Regions from separate parts of the Homo sapiens genome. Here region 2 is linked to region 1. A link is a loop called in an ENCODE intact Hi-C map of the cell type or tissue named here. Cell type or tissue: A673. All regions are shown on one strand. Each heading gives the region's core, and the rest is flanking DNA. Links, peaks and the distances in the headings are about the cores only. Region 1 overlaps MIR3681HG (MIR3681 host gene). Region 2 overlaps LOC124905974 (a long non-coding RNA gene).

What was found. Hi-C counts contacts between places; a loop is a spot of excess contacts. Peaks named below come from ENCODE experiments on the same cell type or tissue, not always from the same donor. Only the 100,000 strongest peaks of a DNase experiment are listed, where the experiment ranks them.
Region 2: a loop joins it to region 1, with 3 times the contacts of the local background. A loop is called at or near these places in 31 of 110 quality-filtered maps.

Annotation. Positions count from the first base shown.
Region 1 is chr2:12,553,238-12,557,635 of GRCh38, reverse strand. The region is part of intron 4 of MIR3681HG (MIR3681 host gene); the gene reads right to left. Among named protein-coding and RNA genes, the nearest start is that of TRIB2, 160 kb to the left of the region's middle. In A673, for the core only: CTCF peaks have their summits at 2,052 and 2,594; DNase peaks (open chromatin) are centred at 2,125 and 2,485; H3K4me3 peaks cover 363 bases; H3K27ac peaks cover 2,205 bases.
Region 2 is chr2:12,700,654-12,705,051 of GRCh38, reverse strand. It overlaps LOC124905974 (a long non-coding RNA gene), which reads left to right. Exons shown (of 2, transcript XR_007086222.1): 2 at 687-4,398. Among named protein-coding and RNA genes, the nearest start is that of TRIB2, 14 kb to the left of the region's middle. In A673, for the core only: no CTCF peak of the experiment used is centred there; DNase peaks (open chromatin) are centred at 2,051 and 2,571; H3K27ac peaks cover 3,082 bases.

The sequences.
Region 1 (4,398 bases), core at 94-4,093:
TGACAGTTTACAAATGCTATGGCAATGTCATGAAGTTACCCTATCTGGTCCAAAATGGGGAGGCATGAATAATCCACCCTTTGTTTATCATATCATCAAGAAATAACCATAAAAATAGGCAACCAACAGCTCTCAGGGCTGCTGTGTCTATAGAGTAGCCCATTCTTTTATTCCTTTACTTTCCTAATAAACTGGCTTTTAGTTTTCTCTGTGGACTTGCCCTGAATTCTTTCTTGCATGAGATCAAAGAACCCTCTCTTGGGGTCTGGATCCAGACCTCTTCCAGTAACAATGTAAGCAGATGCAGAGTGAGGATCAAGAGGATACAATAAGCCACATCCTGAAAAATAAGGATAAGCTTGAGACCCTCTCAGGTGGGAGTTAGAAACTCCAGAGCAAGGATCACAGCTATAAAGACTTTGTAGTTTAGAAAGCTTTGCCACTCCCTCTGGTATGTTAGTTCTGCAGCTCTTCACCATTGCCGATGACCCTTGCATGTGACTTCATGAGCAACCTGGAGGAGTGTTAGCTGCAGACTGATTCCACACTGCAGATATTTACAAGGACGAAGACTCAGAGGAGTTCATGAGAGGTGTCTGCTCTCAGAGGAAGTGCAAACAGCAAAGTCCTGGGTGCTGTAGCAAGAAACATGCAGAATGGTGGATGGCCTGGGACAGCCACACAGCAGCTAGCCCTTGTTGACTCATAGGTCAGGCTCTTCCGTCGTGTGGTTTAATCTTTAGGGCAAGCCTGTGAGGTAGCTCTCTGCATCATTGGTGAGGAAATGGAGACTTCCATGATTTTATTAACTTTATACAGCTTTAAGGCAAGAAACTAGGACACAAAACCACGTAAGTCTGTCTCCAAAGTCTACAACCTTTCACAGCAGTGTACTGGGACTGGTGACTGAGAGGACCACATGCAACCCCACTTATCAGGGACATGTTTTTTCCTCTCTGGAAATGACAGAACAAAGATTACAAAGGCTGAGAGATATTGGCCTGAGGAGTGGGACGTTCACTTAGCTCCTTCTTTTCTGTAAACACTTATAAATTGGACTGACATTTTTCCAAATATTCTCCTGTAAACGGCAGGTAGATCGTTTCTGCTATTGATTGTCTTATTTATAGCTAACAAAATGCATACATTAGTTAGGAGAGAGGAATGAAAATAGTCTGTCAATTACTTTTGTGCTCACAAACTATGCTAGACATTTCAAGTTCTTCATTCAAAATTCCATAGCATCTGTTTAAGATAGTAGCTACTTACTTCATCTCACAGGTGTGCCACTAAGGCTTAGAAAGGTGAAGCATCTCGCCAATGTCACATAGGTAGTAACTGGAAGAATCAAAGCTTAATCCAAAGTTGCTTGGCTGCAAACTTATTTTTGGGTTTTCAAATGTGCACTAAAAGCACTGGCTAGGCTGGTTGGGGAGAAACCGAAGAAGAGGAACTCATGTAGAACAGGGAAACTATTGGACCAGCCAAAGCTGCTTAACCTTTTCTGCTGTAATAAAATGTTCAAGGGTACCATGGCCTTAGTCAGCGGCATCTGAATCCACTCTTACGAAGCTGTGATTCTGTGACATGCTTGATAGACACTTATCTGAGTCTATCAATTAAAGCTTCAGCAAACTCTGTCCAGATGTATTTTCATCTATAGTTTTAAGACAAATTATTATTTAATGTCAGTCTTTTTTCCTGTAAATGTGTACACCATGCTAAGTGCTTTACATGCTTAGCATCGGTCAATCTTCACAACAGCTCTGTGCTGTGGCTTGTTATCCTCATCCAACAGATGTGAAAACCAAGGATCCTTCCAAGCTTGCACGGCCAATTTTGGTGGAACCACAATTAAGATGCAAGTTGGTTTAACTCTGAAACCTGTGTTTCTTCATGAAATTGTGCCACGATTTCATTAGGAGAAGCCCTCTTGCAGGCCCCTTTCGTATTTAACGAATAATCCATACTTCATGGTTTCTGCTGCTTTTCTTTTCCTGGAGGATTTTATTAAGAAATCCATTTGTCTTTGCACCCTGGGAGCTGCTTCCTCCTGCTGTCTGACTCAGGCTTTTCAGCCTATTTGCACCTCAAATCCCTCATTAGGGAATCCAGGCTGGGGAGAGTTCTAGGCACAGTTTAAAAGGTTTTGCTCCCCCCACCCTGCCCGCCCACCCCTTCCTATTTTTGCTTTTATTTTTAACTGCACTTCTTTCTGACAGGAACTCTGTTTGTCCTGACTTGAGTCTGATGTTATGAGTCACTGGGGAGATATAATATGCTGATTGCTGAACCAGGTTATTATTTTTTCTTTTTCTATGACTCATTCTCTTCAAAATCTCTAATTTATGATAAAAGTCAGTAAGATGTAAGCACAGAAAATGTTCCTAATGGGCTGTCTTATTAGGTTTGGGCCCACTTTGTCTAGTTTAACTCTTGAGATGAACAATGTAATTCAGTGTCCCCCTTAGAAAGATCTGGGGCCGGTGGGCCATGGCTCCTCCCACACCACTGCCAGGCAGGGCAATGAGCAGTGCTAGGGCTCCACTCATAGGAAGAGTTCAACCTGTGGACCCAGTTGAAAGAAGAGAAAGCTTCTGATGAGATACTACTAGTGCTGCCCACATATGTGCATCACAAGGACATAGAGCCATAAAAACCTATCCTGCTTTACAATGTTTCTAATGAAGGAACATTATAAGTCATCATCCCCTTAAAATGCCACCCCAAAATGGGGCAAACGCATATGCAAAATACAAACATAGCTCACAAGATGACAGTGTAAACTAAGAAAATCTACTCAGACGTAGAAAGAGATGGGGATTTTTTATGATCCACTTTGTTATGTAAACAAAGAGTCAGACTGTTAGACCAGGACAAGATTTTCAAGGTCTCATTCAATGCACGACCACTTTTCATAGCCCCTTGGACAGATGCAGCCAGTAATGGGGAGCTCCCTGTGTTCTCAACTATTTAACCATTTGAAGTTCATTGGTGAATAATTGAACACTTACCCTGTGCCCCGATGTCTCCTAGGAACCAGAGATGCAAATGTGATAATGATGTCTCTAAACTGCCCTGGTCTTAGGAGGACAAACTCCTGACTCTTCTTCAGCAACCCCCGCTGTGTCCCTTCTTAGCCTTGCCCAAGCCTGTTTAACCTGCGCCGGACCCACAGCATGAGGCTGAGGCAGCTTCTAAGCTGCTATAGATGTGGCCTTTAGTCCGCTGGGTTGCTCTTTTGTGTCAGCCTCTGCCTGGTGACACAGCTTGTCAGTGCCACTGCTTGGGATCTGCCGCAGTGCAGCAGCTGGAATGAATCACACGCCTCTTCCAATTTCAGTGGTCTTCTGTTGTTATGGACTGAGTTCTGTCCCCCTAAAATCCGCATGTGGAAGTAGTCGTAACCCAATGTGACTGTATTTAAAGATAGGGTCTTTAAGGAGATAATTAAGCTTATTTAATTTTTTATTCATGTAAGTTTACAGGATATAAGTGTAATTTTTTTGCATGTATAGATTACATAGTGGTCAAGTCAAGGCTTTTAGGGTACCCATTGCCTGAATAGCATACGCTGTACCATTAAGTAATTTCCCATCCTCTACCAATTTAATTAAGTTTAAATGCTGTCAAAAGAGTGGGAAGCTAATCCGATAAGACCTGTGTCCTTATTAAAAGAGGAAGAGACACCAGGAATGTGCAAACAAGGATGAAAGGTCACATAAGGACACAGTGAGAAGGTGACCATCTGCAAGCCAGGAAGAAGCCAACCCTGCTTCACCTTCATCTTCAACTTTTATCCTCTAGAACTATGAAAAGATTAATCAAGTCACTCAATTTGTGGTATTCTTTTCCAGCATCCCACGGGGGACTACCACACCTCTTTATCATCATTCTCTTGTCCAACAGAAACTCTTTTTGGGGAGATAAATGTCTTGGTCTTGGCCATCAGGCCAGGTTCCATCTTACTCCATCTAGCACCAAATGGACATCCATGTTGTTTGTCTTGATTTGGTGCAGAAGTAATGGTGGTGTTTGCATTGTGCAATTTGATCTTTGATATTGGAATACATTCTGAAACAAATGTGGTTATGTTACACATCATTCTAATGTGCATTTCTCACTTTATGTTTTTTTGCTAATGACTTATTACTTGCTGTTTATTTTATATTTATTTTAGACTATGAAAATTATGTTAGACAAAAAGCAAATTCGAGAGATTTTATTTGAGTTCAAAATGGGTTGTAAAGCATCAGAGACAACTTGCAACATCAATAACGCATTTGGCCCAGGATCTGCTAATGAACGTACAGTGCAGTGGTGGTTCGAGAAGTTTTGCAAAGGGGACGAGATCCTTGAAGATGAGGAGTGTAGTGGCCGGTCATCACAAGCTGACAA
Region 2 (4,398 bases), core at 262-4,261, 150 kb before region 1:
CTAAGAATGGGCAGAAAATTTCCTACTGTGGAGACAAGAGGCCTTTGAGACCTAGAGCCTGTCTTATTTCCCTCTATACTCACAGTGCTTAGGATGGTGATAGGCACATGGTGGTTGTCATCACTGTTTGTTAGATAAATCAATATGTAGCATTCTTTTACATGCCTGGCACTAGGGACAGAGCCTGAGCTTTTTACTGGGGCAGAGAATCCTGGGATTTACACAGGGGCCTCTGCTTTTTTGTGCCCAACAAGGACCCTCCATCTGTGCCTATGTACAGGGGGCTGCATCTTGCCATGGAGTCTTGAAATGCTTGTTGGATGTTTCAAAATGATAACTTTTAAGCTCACATTTCACAACTAAAATGATTCCATTGTGTTCTGAAAAATCTTTTTAATTGAATGTTCTCTTTGTCAACCCAATAAACTGCTAGTTTTGCAATAAGATTCCCCTGGCACCTTTCCTGGAAGGTTCACTGTGAGAAATTCACTCACATAACAATATAGTAGCAAAATCCTGTCAGCTAAGTTCTGTGGATTGATCACCTTCTGTATGCCAAGCACTGTGCTAGGTGCTGGACACAGGACAGTGGGTCATATAGGAACTCACAGAAGAAGGACAGAAGCCTCTTTTATGCTGCACTATTTTTTTTTACTGGAGATTTTTTCTTTTGTTTCCTATCACAGGAATCAACAAGACTTTCTTACACACACAGCGTGACCATAAGTGGAGAGAGAAATGTGCCAGAGTAAAGACAGCCATACATACTTGACACTTCTCCCATTAAAAAGTGGAGTCTATTTCCTTCCACTTGAATCTGCACTGACCTGAGACTGCTTGGACCCATAGGAAATGGCAGATATGACATATGGCCAGTCCCAGGCTTTGCCTTGGAGAGACCTAGAAACTTCTACCATAGTCTCTTGAAGCTTCGAGGTGGCAGGAAATAAATCCAACCAGCTACCTGGCCGGAGAAATCAGCAGGAAAGGCCCCAAGAATATGTGAAGAAGGAGATGGGCCTGGTAGAGCCCAGGCTTCCAACCAACTGACAAGACTCCAGGCATGGTAATAAAACCATCTCGATACTTCTAGCAGCAGCAGCAGCAGCAACCAACAGAACATCACTAAGTGACCCCAGTTGTGCCATCTGCCCCAGTTCCTGCTGCACAAAACCATGATATAAAGAAGTGGGTTATTTTACATCAGTAAGTATTGGGTTAGTTTTATACTCAGTAATAAATCAAGGGAGCATTTTACAACAGTTTCCCAGAAGATGGGCACAATAGTGGCCCCACAGGGTGGGGTGAGAAGAGTTGCTGAAGCCTTAGCATGAGACTCTCCCAGAAATCCCTTTTTTTTGATTTTCAGAAAGCCCTGATGCTACAGTAATAATAGCTAATATTTCTTAATTGCTATAAATATGGCCTTATTTCCTGCCACTTTGGGACATGCATTATACTCACTAGTAACTGATGCTTATGCCCCTGGCTGCTGGGAATAAATATTCTTATAGCCGCTATAAATCTTGCTGATCATTCAAGATTCCTCTTGGGTACTGGCAACTTCAGGAACTTTCATGTTGACCTAAGAGTCTCTCTACTTTTCATAACTCTATCTTAGCCAAGTTGTATTTTGTTGAAATTATCTCTGTTATCTCCACAAGTTTCTATTTTCCACTGGTAAGATGGTTGAAGATACAGATTGCATCTTCCTCATGGTTGCATGTATGTACAATTTTAACAGAATCTGCACATTGTAAATGACCAACCTAGCATTTGCATATTGTATTACAGTTTATAAAGGGTTTTCATGATTATCCCTCTTGAACAGTTGAATTGAGGCTCAGGGAGGAAAACGACTTTCTTAAAATCCCTGGGTCACAGGGGCTCCTCACTCAGAGGCTTGCTAATTTTCTCCCCCACATACTGAGGATATGGAGAACTTCTTAGTGGGAGGGAGAGAGCTGAAGCCCTATCCTCCCCATGGATACATATCCTTTGTTTTCAGTGTCTGGGAAATGCCCCAGGATTCCCTGCTGCGTTACCCTGGGAGACTATTGCTCAATCCCAGCAGCTGCTCTGGAGGAAGGAAAAAGCAGACATTCTGAATGTATCATACATACAATGCAATATTGAATTGGAGGTTGCTAATGAGCGAGAACTCTTTTATTGTGTAGTCTACTTCCAGTGAGGTCTAGCTCTTAATTTTCAGTGGGCGTAGCAGGAAGTACTAGTGTAAAAAATAAAACATATATATTACTAATACTGTTGCTATATAAAACAATATTTGGCCAAGATGGTTAAGATATGATTCAGTCCTTGTTCATCAAGTTGCTAAATATTATTCAGTGAGTGGAGTCACCATATGGCATAACTGAATTTTCTTGGGAGACTGGGTAAAATATTGTGTTGGATATAGAATTTGGAATTGTGCATGTCTCTGGTGGATAGAGTCTAGATCAAGCTGCAGACTGCTAATCCCATTAATCCCTCAGGCAAAGACTCTAATGCACGTGGCAAATGGAAATGGCTTAGCCCTGCATGTAGCACTCCACGAGGGCGAGTTTCTTCTCAGAAACTGAGGAAGGGTGGGCAGAACCACACATCTAGACAGATGCAATCTTTAAAGAAAAGTGTGTGTGGGCAAGTACAGTACCAGCTGGGAAAATCTAAATGACTGAAACCTATGACTCAGAAATCTTAAATTGCCTTAAAATTAATGAAGCTCTGTGGGGATGACTCAGTTCATTCATGTCCTTAGCTTGCAGGCTCGAAAGCTTGCAGAAGGAGCTGTTGTCTAAAGTTTGGAAGATCAGACTCCACAGAAGGAATGGGTCACATCCTTGGGGGTGGTCTGGGGTGCATGTGCTGGAGAGCCAGGTGAGCTGGTTTGCATCCTTCCCAGGGACCGAGTGACTTCTGGCAAGTGAAACCTCTGAGCCCTAGTTTCCATTCCTGTAAAATAAGAAACAGAGATTGAATTTCTAACTTCATCAGCTCTGATATTCTGATTACTCAAAGTCCCAGCAAGAAACAGAATTTGCCCTGGGTGGTTTCGATGAAGAGATTTTAATAAAGGGACTCCACAGATGTGTGTGCTAGTTAAGAGAACAAACAAGGAAGAGGAAGGCACCCAGAGATGAGTAAAAGCTTCTGCTATTACCATCTCCATGGTCAAGACACCCAGGAAAAATGGTGTTACTGGAACCCAATGAGAACCAGATCTCTGGTGGAGAGCCATCCTCTACCCGACCCCCGACCCCGGAAGGAGCCATCTTCCTGGGAGGAGGAAGCCCCTGCCAGAAACACAGTCTTAAGCAAGAAGGGAGCCAGGAAGAAGTGACCTGAAGCTTAACGTATTTCCCTAGTGCTGCTCTTTGGATGAGTCCAACTGGACGCCATTCAGGAAGGGAAGAAAGCTGTCCACAGGAGTTGGCCTCATGTGGCACAGAGAAGAGCAAAGAAGAAGGGTAGAGAGTGGGATCTAGAGTGGGTGAAAACAGAAAAACCAGCACACGTTTTATGCTTTTATAAATTTCATTTCTGAGTTAGGGAAAAAAGCACAATAAATATTTTCTCTGGAATAGCTGAAGAATGACTCTCAACTAACAGAGTTTCTGAGTGTAAGGACAAGGTTTTGCTTACTTCTTTAACCCATCAAAATCTAGCATGATGTTGGTGCTATGGTAAATAATCAGGGAATATTTATTGAATTAGAGGCTGGTCACAAATAAACGTTTATAAACATCTGCATGTGTATAGAGCATGATGCATGGTACATGTGAAGTGAAAATCTGTTGAACAAATAATGTGTAAGATTCAAAACAAACTATGTAAATCTTTCAAATGAAAACTTCTGTAAACCTCAGACAAATACTTGGCATTTTAGTTCTAGGAGTCATTTTGAATGTGATTTATAGTTGTCATTGCACAATGTGTAAATTTCTTGGACTATGAAAATGGGGTCTAAAATGTGAAGTAATAAATAAGCAAGGAGGGACTTAAAAGAGACATTTTCTACCTATTGTTACTGTTCAGAAATTATACAAGCAGGAGTGCTCACAAAAGTAGAATGTTCAGCATATTCAGACATACATGAAATCACCTCTGACATGTGGATGTACTAACAGAGGGATGCTATTTACAGTCAGGCAGGCCAGGAATGCACACCTAGCTATAGGATCTCTCAGTATTCTGACTTGAGACAAGTACTTGAACCTGTGAACCTCAGTTTCCTTTTAATCCCTGCCTCAGGATCCATGTGAGGGCTGAATGAGATGATATGTGTCACATTCCTAGTAAAGAGCCTGGCATGTCATAGATGTCCATCACTTTGTTCCATCTTTCTTGTGGGGTCACTGATTTTCTTGGAGTTGACATAAGGTGTAAGACCAAGGG